2 separate regions of the Mus musculus genome follow, and region 1 is linked to region 2. A link is a contact called in ENCODE Hi-C or POLR2A ChIA-PET data. All regions are on one chromosome and are shown on one strand. The core of a region is the stretch at or near the end of the contact, and the rest is flanking DNA. Distances in the headings are between cores, read along the strand shown. Region 1 holds the start of Sbpl (spermine binding protein-like). Region 2 holds the start of Dcpp3 (demilune cell and parotid protein 3).

Region 1 (6,524 bases), core at 3,846-6,345, 38 kb after region 2:
GTGCTATTGTTCCTGGCCGGCAGTTTCTGCTGCATAATTCAAATAAAGATCTGCTTTGCTAGTCTCTTGTGACCACTTAGGTTGTTTTGTTTTTTCAGGCACCAAAAAATCACATAAGCATCATTCTATTATTTTCTTTACTTCCATATTTAAATTTTGGGGGGGGGCTAAGAAGATGTCTTAGATGTTAATAGCATCCACCTCAAAGGATCTAAAAGAACTCACATTTGCTTATAACCACCAGGTCCAGGTGATCTAATATGTTCCTCCCTCCAAGGACCCCTGCACTGACTTGAATGGACCTGATCAGACACAATTATACATAACTTCAAATTTCAATAATTATTATAAAAAATTCTTTCTCAGACTGAGAAGTGAACCCAGTATGTTGTGCAGTCTAGACACTACGCCTACACACATACACACACACATACACACACACACAGAGTTATGTCACCTGCCTTTGTTTTGAGACACAGTCTCATGTAACCTAGAGTGACCTTCAAACTTGCAAGTTGAGGGTAACTGTGATGGATAACTTGAATCCTTTTAGATTGAATTACAATCCATAAATGGAGGGTACTCCTGGGAAAGGACTCTTTTGCTCAGTTTGAAGTGGATGAATCCACTTCTGGTCCAGATTTTTGAGGTAGAAAGACACACACTCACACACACACACACTTTTGATCCAGATCTTAAGGCAGGAGACTCACGTTGTTCTGTTGCACACCTTCTGGTAGGAGCCTATGTAAGGACATGGGGAAAGGAAGCCTCTGCTCATGGCCTGCTTTCCCTCGCCTGCCAAGTCCCTTCCTCCACTGGCATTAGCGCCTACTTCTTTGGGATTCCAAGATCTACAAAAGACCTACTGAGACAGCCAACCTCGTGGGCTGAGCAGCTTCTGGATTCTTGGATTTTCTCTTGCATGGCCATTGTTGGATTAGTTGCACCATAGCCTCTAACTTGTTCTAAGAAATCCCCATTTTATATGTATACATAGAGAGAGAGATGCATTCTGTAAGTTCTGCTACTCTAGAGTGCCCTGAGCATTACAATAGACTTGAACTCCTGACCTTCCTACCTCTACCAAATCCCAGCATTGAAGGCATGGGCCAGCATGCCCAGCTGTCTCAGCCTCTTTCCTTTCTTTTTATAACGTGTGGATGAGCATGTGTCTGCACGTGTCTATGTATATATAGCACATACACACCGAGTGCCAGACGAGGGTGTCAGGTGCCCTGGGGCTGGAGCTACAGAGGCTGTGAGCTGCCCTGTGTGGGCGCTGCAACAACACCAGGTCTTCTGCAGGAGCAGTTAGAGCTCTCCTAGCGAGTCCACCATCTATCCAGCTCTTCTCTTTCTATCTGTCTTTCTGTCTGTCTGTCCCTCTCTCTCTTTGTCACTTTAAACAAAAACTTAAAAATGAGCAGGGCAGTGGTGGCACATGCCTTTAATCCCAGCACTTGGGAGGCAGAGGCAGGCAGATTTCTGAGTTTGAGGCCAGCCTGGTCTACAGAGTGATTTCCAGGATAGCCAGAGCTAAACAGAGAAACCCTGTCTCGAAAAAACCAAAACAAACAAACAAACAACAAAAAACAAAACAAAACAAAACAAAAAAAACCTTAAAAATTGAAGCTGGCATATTTACATGAACCCAGGCAACAATCATGCGTGCAATATAAAAGTTAAGAGTTTTAAACTGCCAAAAATTATAATGTTTTTTAAAAAAAAACCATGTTTGAGGCAAGGACTCACTAAGATGCTTAGCAAGCTCTGAATCCTCCTGCCTCAGTCTCCCAAGTAGCCTGGACTTATATAGGCCTGTGCTGCCTTGCCCAGGTCATTGAATTTTAAATGCCAATTGAAGGTTTGAAGTGGCCTGGAGTCTGTGGACAGCAGTCAGGGGATACACTTAACTGAAATGGAGAAGGAAGTTCCTCTCATTTGACTCACCCTCTTCTGCAAACTTCCCTTGCCATGAATGTCACCTCACACCTCTCACAAAGGTGCCACATCTGTCACAGCTGCACTTGAGATTTATACTCACTGACCTGAAATCTATGGCCCCAGCAACTTGCTGTCAGAGATACTATAATCAAAATTGGAGTATCTGTGAGACTCATTTCTAACGTTCTTCAACCTGTGGACCTGCTGCTGTGCAGGGAGAAAGGAAGCCATGGCGATTGGCTGGAGACCTCTTCTGACCTTGGCAGGGCACCTAGCACTGGCTTTGATGATTGCCTGAGCCTGACTTGTTGAAACTTGCTTTCTTGCTAAGCAGGCTTGCCATTCTTCCTTGTAGACCAGCTAGGGCTATGTGAGAGCCTGTCTCATTCATAGATAGATAGATAGATAGATAGATAGATAGATAGATAGATAGATAGATAGATAGATAGATAGACAGACAGGTAGACAGACAGACAGACAGACAGACAGACAGCTAGATAGATGTCAGCTAAGAATGTGGCTCAGTGGTAGAGCACTTGTCTAGCATGCAGGAGGCCCTGGGTTTAATCCCTAGTTGGGTGAGGAACCCCTTCCAGGCATCCTAGAGGTGTAAAGGAAGAGGGTGAGCAGGAAGTTAGAGAGAGGAGGAGGAGGCTGGAGAACAGATATCTCTGCAGAGGAGCAGGAGTCTATGACACCTGCTCAAACACAGTTAGACAGGACCACTGCAGAGCCAGTTGCTGACAGCTTGGTCAGCACACACTGAGCTCTCCTTGCAGCCCTGGGCTGCTTTGAGACAGGCAGTGGCTGGTACTGCCCTCATTCTGGGGATCTTGGTCCTACTGGTTTGGCCAAGGGTCTCTGTGCTAACTGTAACTCAGTATGTGGGTTTAGATCCAAAGGGGTGGGGTTAAAGGAAGTTCTTGGGGAATCCTATTTGGTGTGAGGACCACTCAGGCTCACATAGATGCACATAGTTTATTAGACAGAGATAAAGGCATTTGGGCTTTGCTCCCCCCAGCCTGGAGTCTCCTGGTATATTACTTCCTCCAGTGGGAGAGCTTGGCTGAGAGGAGGCGCTGCCATGTGGAGATGCAGGACTGAGCTCTGAGCATGCTACTCAGCTTTCATCTTTCTGGTCATCATTATCATCGTCATCATCATCGTTGCCATAATTATTCTCATCTTCATCATTGTCATCCTCATCTTCATCATTGTCATCATCATCCTTGCCTCTGCCTTCATCTTCCTTCTTGTTGGAACTGTCAGAGCTGTCCTTTGGCTCTTTCACAGGCTCTGGGGACCCCAAGTCCTTTGCATTATCTTCCCATTTGAAGCCCATCCCTGTGACGCAGAGGCCCGGTGCATGCATTCCATTGACAGTCACTAGATGCTTGTCTGAACCTCCAGTGTCACTGAAGTAGCGACCCCTTCTAACACCAAAGGTGGCCACACGCCCCTTGTTTGTAGTGAAGGTCAGGGAAGTCAGGCAGATCACTGCACTGCCCTCTACCTTTATCACGTGCTCTCCGTCCTCCAGAAGGAAGTCTATAAAGTTATCTGACCGGGATCCATAGACATCAGTCCAGTTATTGCCAAACTGCAGCTGGAAGCTGGAGAGAAATCAAGTCAGCACAAACTCAGGGGTGCCAGCTCCTTCTCACATCTGCATCCTATTCTGGTCCTAGTTCACAGTTCAGGCTCCAGAAGTGTCCAGCTCTCACAGGGCAGCCTGCAGTCCTTCTTCTTCTAGAAACATCCCTCCTCATAGGACCTCAGAGAGTCTGGCATCTGTACCAGGGCAGCTATGAGTGCTACTGCACCCACCCTGAGCTGGAATGTTTTCAGGTTCTGCCCAACTCATAGCTTCCCCTCTGGAGCCCTCTACCTTATCAGCCCCAAATGAGGCAGGAGCCACACTGCTAAGATCAGTATACCTGAGACAGACCTTATGAGCAGAGACCAGAGAGACCGGCTCTTCTCTCTGTGTAGTCAGGGAGGAACAGGGGAGACTACGGGAGCCCTGGAATCTGTTCTACTGAGCAAAGAAGTGATATGACCACCCCAAATCTTCTGGATTGTTCCTAATGCCAGCTTCTTTCCTTTCTTGCATATTAAGTTGCTTATCAAATCAGACAGAGGATGCAGGAAGGATGTAAGATTAGAATTTCAGATAACCATGAGTCATTTTCAGTACACTATACCCCGTTTGCTGTTCAAGCCTCTGTGATTCTTTCTGAACAAGAAAGTTGGAGGTCCCTCTCCACCTGTCTCCTTGAGGACTGTCCAGTCTTAATCCAGCCTGGGCATCCCAGCCCTGAGTACACTGACTGAGATGGAGCTAGAGAAGCAGAGACCAAGAGGATACTGGGTAGTACTGGTTGGGGTTGTGAATCCAGGAAGTCCTCTAAGGCTCCAGTGTGAGATGAGTACCACCTGCCATTCCTGCAAGGAAGCCCTACTCACCCCTTGATGAACTTGAAAACACTTAAGAAGATCCGCATGCCCTTGAGTTGCCCCTGATCTTCACCTTGAACGTAGAAATACTTGCCAGCAGCATTCCCCAGGACATCTGAAAAGTGAGGCATTAGGAGTGTGTTCAGGACCACTCCCTCTCTCAGAGGCCATTATGCTTAGGACAGGATATGGGAGGTGAAAGCCACAAAGGAGGCTCAGGTACTCACTCTGGGCTCTGCAGGTGGGACTGGCCAGGAGAGCCAAAGTCAGCAACAGCAGCATGGCTCCTGAGGGTTCAGGACCCAGAGGGAGGTGCCAAGACTTCATGAAGCTCTGAGGAAGACATGGGGTGTCAGAGGTCTCCAGGCCTCAGACTGAGACAAGAGAACACCGGGGAACCCTGTTTCCCATCGTCTCAAAGGCTTCACGAGAGCCCAGGGATGGCTTCATCCCATGCCCAAACTGTGACCCCACAGTGTCACTGTGCTGACTTCCTTGACTAAGCTCTGAGAAAGACAACCATATTGTCACAGTACACCGGGCTCCCCATGCCTAATTCTGTATGCACTTGGAGAAACCCCGTATTCCAAAGCTCTCCATCCGTCCTCCATGCTTCAGTCTCCACCCATTCCCCCTTTCCTTCTCTGGCTGCACCAGGCTAGGTCTCTCCTCCATTCTTACCTGGGCTGTGTGATCTGAGTCCCTTTGCTTCTCCCTTTATACCCTGATGCCACCCAGTCATAGCCATCGTGGGAGCTCTGTACTCCCGCCCCTGAAAGGCTTTCCTGCAATGTGGGGATATATCCAGGACACGCTGGGACACTATTTGTTTTCCTCTCCAGTGCCTTTGAACAAAAAACCCCACAGTCCATGCCATCCTCTGCAAATGCAGGGACTATCCTGTTGAATCTCAGTGGGGCACAGGATGGTTTTAGTGCGGAAACAGGGAGACTTGTGGTCACACTTGGTGATTTCCATAAATTCAGGTAAAGCAGGTGTCCAGAGCCAAGAAACAAGCTTGTCTTCAGCAAAGGAAATGTGCAGTCATGAGCATGTGTGTGTGTAGAGCAGACGAGTCTGCCCATGACTTCATTGGGAAGGATGGCACAAGTCCCATCTCCCTCCCACCTCCCTCTCTCTTATGGATTGTTATCTGGGATCTTTTCAGAGTCTTCACCTAATACCTGCTTCGTGAACGCCCCTTCCAAACACTGCTCATAGCAGCTTCTACCAATGAGCAGCCTGAGTTCTCAGCACAGCCTCGGTCCTCCAGGCAGCTCTGAGGCCAACATCTCTCTGCTGTCCATTTCACAGTCAGACAGTGAGAACCAGGCGGTTTAGCCCTGACATGTCAGCCTGGCTTGGGACCCACAGATTCTTCCTGTTCCCACCTCTCTATGACACACACATGCTCCCTAGGGTCCCCACAAAGTCTGACCCCAGGTTGGGCAGTTGCTCCAGGGTGAACAACTCTGCCATGACACCCCTTCTCAGCTTGAATCTATGCAGGGTCTACCCAGATCAGTTTCTAAGCTCTGTGGCATCCCTTGTCTATGACAAACAAATCCATAGCCACACTAAGAATCTTTTGCTCAGGCCAGCAGACCAGAGATGGATTGCAGCCTAAATAAAATGGGTGATTCTCTGGGGCCAACGAGAAAGCATCCACTCAACCCGGTGTTGTCAGGTGGGGGTTGGAGCACTCTGGTAACTGCTCTTCCAAGCAATGAGAGGACATCCCCTCTCCAAGTCTTCTAGACTGTTCCCAAGCTGCTCTTCCAAGCAATGAGAGGACATCCCCTCTCCAAGTCTTCTAGACTGTTCCCAAGCCCGGGCTTTGCAGTTGCTGCTCACAAAGATGCCAACTCGGCCTCCACATGAAACCTAGGAAGGATATCCAACTCAGTTTGCATTTTAGATTAAATAATGCATACTTTTTCTGTGTAAAGTATAGGTCAGAAGTTTGTTTGTTTGTTTGTTTGTTTATTTATTTTGTTGGCATTTGTTTATTGTACAGAGAGGCACCTTTGTGACATGGTGTGCTTACAGAGGTCAGCGGACAAACTTGCTGAAGCCAGTTCTCTCTACCCATCATATAGGCTCAGGTATCAACCTCAGAG
Region 2 (6,405 bases), core at 473-2,972:
ATCAGCAGTTGTGACCTTCTACTATTTCCAGAGACCCTGAGGATGCCCTTTCTGACATTGTTCTCTGCCCCATGTGAAGTAATAAATAGCCTTCATCTCCTCCATCATCATCTTCCCCATCCCATCTTCCCAGATCATTCCAATGGGATGCTTTTCAGTCGCCAATGCGAAGTCTTGACAAATACATCTTTGTGTTCCTTTCATGTGTCTTCCTTCAAGAAGGGGCTGAGTAGAACAGATGAGAATAGACAGAAGAAAGTACATCAGACAGAGGGAAGCTACCCAGGACCCAAGCCCAGGAGAATATCATCACCCAGATAAAGACAGGGCTCCTGGGGCTTGAGGAGGGGATAAGGAGATGGCTCAGCTGGTAAAACATTTGACATCAAGCAATAAGGCTCTGGGTGTGATTCCTAGCACCCACATAAAAAGGCTGGGTGCAACAGTGCATGCTTTTAATACTCATGCAGGAAAAGCGGGAGACAGGAGATCCTTGGGGCCTGCTAACAAGCCAGTCCAACTGAATCAGTGAGCTCGAGGTTTAGTGAGAGATGGTCTCAAAAACATAGGCATAAATGTCTGGAGAGGTGGTTGGGCAACTGTGAACACTGACTGCTCTTCCAGAGGTCCTGGGTTGGACTCACAGCACCAACACAACTGTCTATAACTCCAGTTCCAGTAAGGTCCTGGCCAGTCTGGGTCATAATACAAAGATCCGACCAAAGAAGGAGACAGAGAAGGAGGAAGAGGAGGAAGAGGAGGAAAAAGAATATGTGTGATGATCATCAACATGTGCACACACATTCATGTACCCCCAATCCTCATGCACAACACAATGACAAAGAGGAAACAGTCCTTAGATAGCTCAGTAGTAGAGCACTTGCCAAATGTTTTGGTAGTCTGTGTTCAATTCCCAGTAATACACACAGACACACACAGACACACACACACACACACACACACACACAAGTACGCATACACACACATGCACAAAAATGCAGGAACACACCTCACACTGGTCCTAGGTGCTGCCAGATGAGTTGGCCGAGAGATTTTACTCTCTGCCTTTTATGGCTCCTGTTACATCTTGGATGTCTCTATCTCATGACCTCTGAGTCCCTTCCCATCTGTTCTATAGCTAAATCCTGCATAGGAGAGAGACCACCACAGATAGCTGAGTGACAGGTCGAGCAACTACTATCAAAGTGCCTCTTCTTTGTTCTTCAAGCAGGGTAGAAGGAGCAACACTTGTCTCTAGCTCTCTGAGGTTGGTAGGGAGCTCACAGGGGTTCTGTGAAGTGTGCCAGACTAAGGACCTGCCTAGGCCCCTCAATAAGAGGCCCTGGTGCTCTGGAGTGTTTCTGAGACTAGTACCTGTGCCACTCAGAGGGTTGAAATCTGCCAGGCTGAGCTGGGAAAGGGCTCTCAGCAAACCTCTCTAACTTCTAAAGTCAAGTTCTGACCAGGTTCCCGTGAGAGCCCAAAGGTGACAATGGAGATAATGCCTGTCACTGTCAGCAGCCCTGTTGACGTAGGCTATAGTGCCAAGTTGGCAAATACAGAGTGTCCGGGAGCCTCCCCAGATGGCTTTGAGAACTCCCCCAGGAAGAGACCCCCCACCAGCTCCTTCCTGTCTCTCTGGTGGCCTGTGGCTTCTTCCTTCTGGACAGGGGCCCAAGAGGCCCCAGAAGCATATAAGGGGAGGGAAAGAGGTCCAGGAACAAGACACCCAAGGCGAGTCCTCTCAGCCAGGTAAGCTGTGTGCCTCCCAGGGATGGACATGGCAAAATGCAGCTGGTTCCCTGTCCAAGACTTGGGTGGTCTTTGCTCTTTCCCCTCAGACTTTGAGATGTTCCAGCTGGAGGCCATGCTGGCCTTACTGATTCTTGCCTTCTTGGGCACCCCCACCGTTTTGACACAAGGTAAGTCAAGTCTGAAGTCTGCCTCTCTCTCTCTCTCTCTCTCTCTCTCTCTCTCTCTCTCTCTCTCTCTGTCTCTCTGTCTCTCTGTCTCTGTCTATGTCTCTCTCTCTCTCTCTCTCTCTCTCTCTCTCTCTCTCTCTCTCTCTAGTAGCCACCTCGTCTCTCACAACCCATGAGACATGGGGGCTACTCCCAGCCCTTTGCCACAGACTAAATATTGACACGGGACTATTCTTCAAGGTGGGAAGACATCCTCCGTGTGGCTGAGTGGGTTTTCTCCCTTTGGGTTTTTTATCCACACAGATTATCATGGTCCAGAAGTTGGAAAACATTCCTGCACTAGCACACCTGAAGAAAAAAATATAACAAGTATCCGGGTATTTCTTCAGGCTAGATCGATTGTTGGGTAAGTAGGATTGGGGTCATGGCTCGTTCCACTGGGTCCCAGTTCTTCGATGGCTTCATGGGCCCATGTAGATGCTCTGCTTATATTCTACCCATGGAATCCTCACCTGGCTTCCAATGGCTCCTTAAAGTCATTTGATTAACAGAGTCACAGAGCCACCAGCCAAACCTTTGGCTTATCCCTGTCTCTAGCCACCTCTCCTGCACACAGGCCTATCCTGGCAGATTCCATTTGTAAATTCCTACTGTTGCCTCTTGGGTTGATCAAAGAAGGTTGGAGATGATTCTCCTTACTGAAGTCAACCACAAAAGGCCCCTCAGGCCCCAAACTTGATAGCAAAAGTCTGGTCTGTCAGGTTAGAGTCTAAAGAGGCAAGGGTCAGAGTAAGTCTCTAATAAGTTATTAGTGGTAAGATATGTTGGAAGCAGAAATTCCAAAGTCAGTCCTTTGATATAGGGGGAGTGGGGGTGGGTAGCCCTGCTTGAGTCCTGGACTGGATTTCTGCTTTGTACTTAGAGAACACCAGACACACACATAAAAAAACAGGTAGAGTGTATGAACAGGGAAGAGAAAGCTCTGGAACACTATCAAAGATGGGGTGCTGATGAACTTAGCAGTTCGGCTGGTGAAGTCCTCAAGGGGCATGGAAGGCACCTAGTCTGTGACCTGCTGCTTATAAGTGACCTAGGCTGAGGATGTCCCAGCAAGGCCAGGGGCAGCTCCCCATGGCAGTCGAGCTCCTTTTGAAGGTCTCAGTGAGCAGCTTCCTAAGGTCCTCCCTGTTTGTAATGTCTTCTGTGCTCATGAGGGAACTGGTTCCTCTCATACTGAGTAGTGAGCTTTAGATCACAGTGTCTGAGAGTGGCGTTTTCTTTTTCAGTATGTCTTAAGAAGCTAAAAGAGCGGGGAGGGGTACCAAGGAGCCAGGAAGTCAGGTCATGCACTGTCGGGATGAGTATTCAAGACTTTTCCTCTCTCCTAGAATTCAGTTCAACTATGATGACAAGGACGGTCAAGTGTATGGCTCAACTGCCGGGAAGGAAATGGTAGCCAGACTGTCTAAGGAAGAGCACATCACTGGGGTCGAAGGCTCATACTCTCCTTCTGCTTTAACTCAGATAGTCTTTACAACCACCCAGCCGCGCCAGCTAATGGTGGGGTATCACGTGGGTATTTATCAGTACTCTAGCTACCCTGATGATCCCAGCTTTGTGCTCAAGGGAGCTTGTGTCTCTTGGAGGGCAGGTGGCATAAAGAGTATCTTGTTTTTGTGGGGAAGTGAAAACAGTTCATGTGTGAAATATGGCCACTCAGGCTGAAGTGGTCTGTGTCAGGTACTTCCAAACTGAACCCATGAATAAATACAACATCTGCATGAGCTGTGTGTCCAAGTGCAATCCTTGAGTCTGAGAGGCTTCTGTGATCTGAAATGAAGGGTGGGTAGAAATGGATCCGGCAAGGGTTTGGGGCCTGCCTACAAAGACCCTAAGCTACAATCTCTGAGGTGTTAGCTCAGAGACCACCACTGTGCACTGTGCCCTGCACCAGGGCCAAACCCGGCACCTCTGCTGGCCCTGCAATGCTCCAGACTTCTCTGGTGATACAAGGGAGGCCATTAGTCATCTGCCAATAGCTTGTTCTTATCAGGCTTTTCATTGCACTAGGACATGAAAAAAAGGGGTCCCAGATGAGTTACAGAGATGGTTCAGTGGGTAAAATCTTTGTTTGCTGTTCAAGAATAAGAAGCTACCTTTGGGTCCCCAGAACCTGCAAGTCCATAACTGCAGCACAGGGAGAAGAAGCACATGGAGGGGTGGAGACAGACTTACCCTCACGGTTCTCTGGCCAGCTACTCAAGCCAAATCTGCAAGCTCTAGCTTCAGGAAAGAGATCTTGCTTTACAAAATAAGTATTAGAGACCCCCCCAAAGCCACTCAAGGTCAATCTCTGGCCTCCACATGTATGTATACATATATAAGTGTATGACTTCATTAACATGCATGCATGCACGCATGCACACATACAAACATATACAACACACATACACAACACAGACACACAGACACAAAAAGGGACCAGCAGTTCAGCAGATGGACTGTTTGCCAAGAGGGGTCAATGCAGAAGCTCGTGGTGACTGCTGAAGTGCCCGCGTCCCTGGGCATCTGTACAGGCAGATGAGTGACAGCATCTCCAGGGGGTGAGGCAGGTTGAGAGAGCTTCAGAGATTCTTCCCTGAGGCAATGGGATCTGAGCTTAGGTTTCAGAGAGGAGGGAGAAACAGCCAAGTAGATTCAAGGAGAAGGAAGCTTCAGGCCCAGGATCAAATATAACAAAGCAGAGGACAGGCCTCTCTCTATCTGCACCTCTCAGGTTCTCACAGTACCACTTGCAAAATGAAGGCTTGACTGGCTGTGGTGGCACATGCCTTGAATTTCAAGGTTCAGGAAGCAGAGGCAGGAGAATTTCTGTGAGTTCAAGGCCAACCTGCTCTTTAAAGCAAATTCCAGGACTACTACATAGAGAAATCGCCTCCCTCCCAATGAGGAAACTGAGGCACAGAGGACAAAGGTCACACAGAAGTAGCAGCATTGAGGTCCAGCTGGGAAGTGTGAACCCTGATCCCAAACTAAGGCAAAGATTTCACAAGTAGGTTGGAGAGCTCCCAGCATCTATGAAGCCTGGGTTCTATCCCTAATAGCACATAAAACCAGGGGTGACGGTTTGTGTCCATAATCCCACTCTGGAGGTGGAGCCAAGAAGAGCAGAACAGGAAGTTTCAGGACATCCTTTGCTACATACTCAGTTTAAGTATAGTCTGGGCTACATGATATCTGGCTCACACACACACACAACCACACACACACATACATACATATACCAGAAAAGAAAAAACAGTACTAATAAGCACTTCTGATCTGTCCATGACATTACAGAGTAGCACTAATTCCATTTATATTTGTAACATTGAGCATTGAGTCTAGGACAATGCTTTAGCTGCCACTGAGCTATATCTCGATCCTTAGGAAAAAAAACTTTATAATTAAAAAAATAATTTATTGCTATATATGGTATGCACACCTTCAATCTCAGCACTCCAGGCAGACAGGGTCAGGCAGTTCTCCGTGAGCTTGACACAACCAGTGAGATTCAAGTCAGCAAGGGTTAAACTTTTTGGAAAGTGTATGTCAGGAGCTATACAGAAGAAAACAGAAGTTACTGGGGTTGGTTGTGGCTCCCACAGGACCTTAGTGGTCCACCTTACTGGAGTTCCTTGTCCTGGCTTGCTAAAGAAGAAACATTTTCTGTACCCTTTACCTGTCCTCGATGCAGGCATCACCTCCCAGAATCTTCATCACCATCATCATCATCTCCTCTTCCTTCTCTTTCTTTCTCTTCTTCTATAAATTGATTTTACCCCGCCTTTTCAAAAATGATTTATTGATTAATATATTCTATGTATGAAGGCTCTGTCTTCATGTATACCAGAAGAGAGATTTAGATCCCATTACAAATGGTTGTGAGTCACCATATCGTTGCTGGGAATTGAACTTAGGACCTTAACTTATTACTCTTAACTTCTGATCCATGTCTACAGCAAACCCCACCCCCAGCCCCTTGCACATACACATACACCTCCCCCATGACCATCTTTAGCCTGGTCAAGTGTTATAGGCAGGCCTGGTCTGTAATCTTAGCCACTCCAGAGGTAGCAAGTTGTGAGGAGCTACCATCTTGCACAAGCTCTGAATTAAGCTCCAGTGTGGCTCAAGAGAATAAATATATAAATTAAAATGAAATAAATAGACCATCTTCTCAGGTAGCTTCTGCTTTGTGAGGGAAGATGGAGGCCAGGCCAGGAAGATGGGGAACAGGAGGTGCCTGGAAAAGGACCTGGAAACGCAAGGGAGGCAGTAACCCCTCACCCCTTTTCAAGTCTAGCTGTCCCCATCTTTGTAAGGCTGTTCCTGCCATCCTTGGTTGTATCTACACTAATCACCTTTCAAGCCCAGCACTGCTTTGAGGCTGTTGATGCTGACCTCAAAGTTCTCAGGACGTTGGAACTTCTGCCTAGTGAGC

The links. A loop is a pair of places that touch in the nucleus more often than their neighbours do. ChIA-PET counts read pairs that join two places held with the same protein, here RNA polymerase II (POLR2A).
Region 1: a loop to region 2 is called in a map of T-helper 17 cell, with 2.1 times the contacts of the local background. The contact joins the promoter of Sbpl here to the promoter of Dcpp3 in region 2. A Hi-C loop is called at or near these places in 1 of 37 maps with a recorded cell type or tissue (T-helper 17 cell). POLR2A ChIA-PET finds 5 or more read pairs at or near these places in 3 of 5 experiments (Patski and embryonic stem cell).

The regions. Positions count from the first base shown.
Region 1 is chr17:23,950,178-23,956,701 of GRCm38, forward strand. Sbpl (spermine binding protein-like) reads right to left here and starts at 5,096. Exons shown (of 4, transcript NM_001077421.1): 1 at 5,086-5,096; 2 at 4,632-4,737; 3 at 4,414-4,519; 4 at 2,908-3,560. The coding sequence starts at 4,731. The coding sequence ends at 3,068.
Region 2 is chr17:23,915,736-23,922,140 of GRCm38, forward strand. It overlaps Dcpp3 (demilune cell and parotid protein 3), which reads left to right and starts at 1,723. Exons shown (of 4, transcript NM_001077633.1): 1 at 1,723-1,752; 2 at 1,842-1,922; 3 at 2,226-2,328; 4 at 3,311-3,706. The coding sequence starts at 1,850. The coding sequence ends at 3,647. It overlaps Gm41545 (a long non-coding RNA gene), which reads right to left. Exons shown (of 3, transcript XR_876668.3): 2 at 5,407-5,520; 3 at 1-225.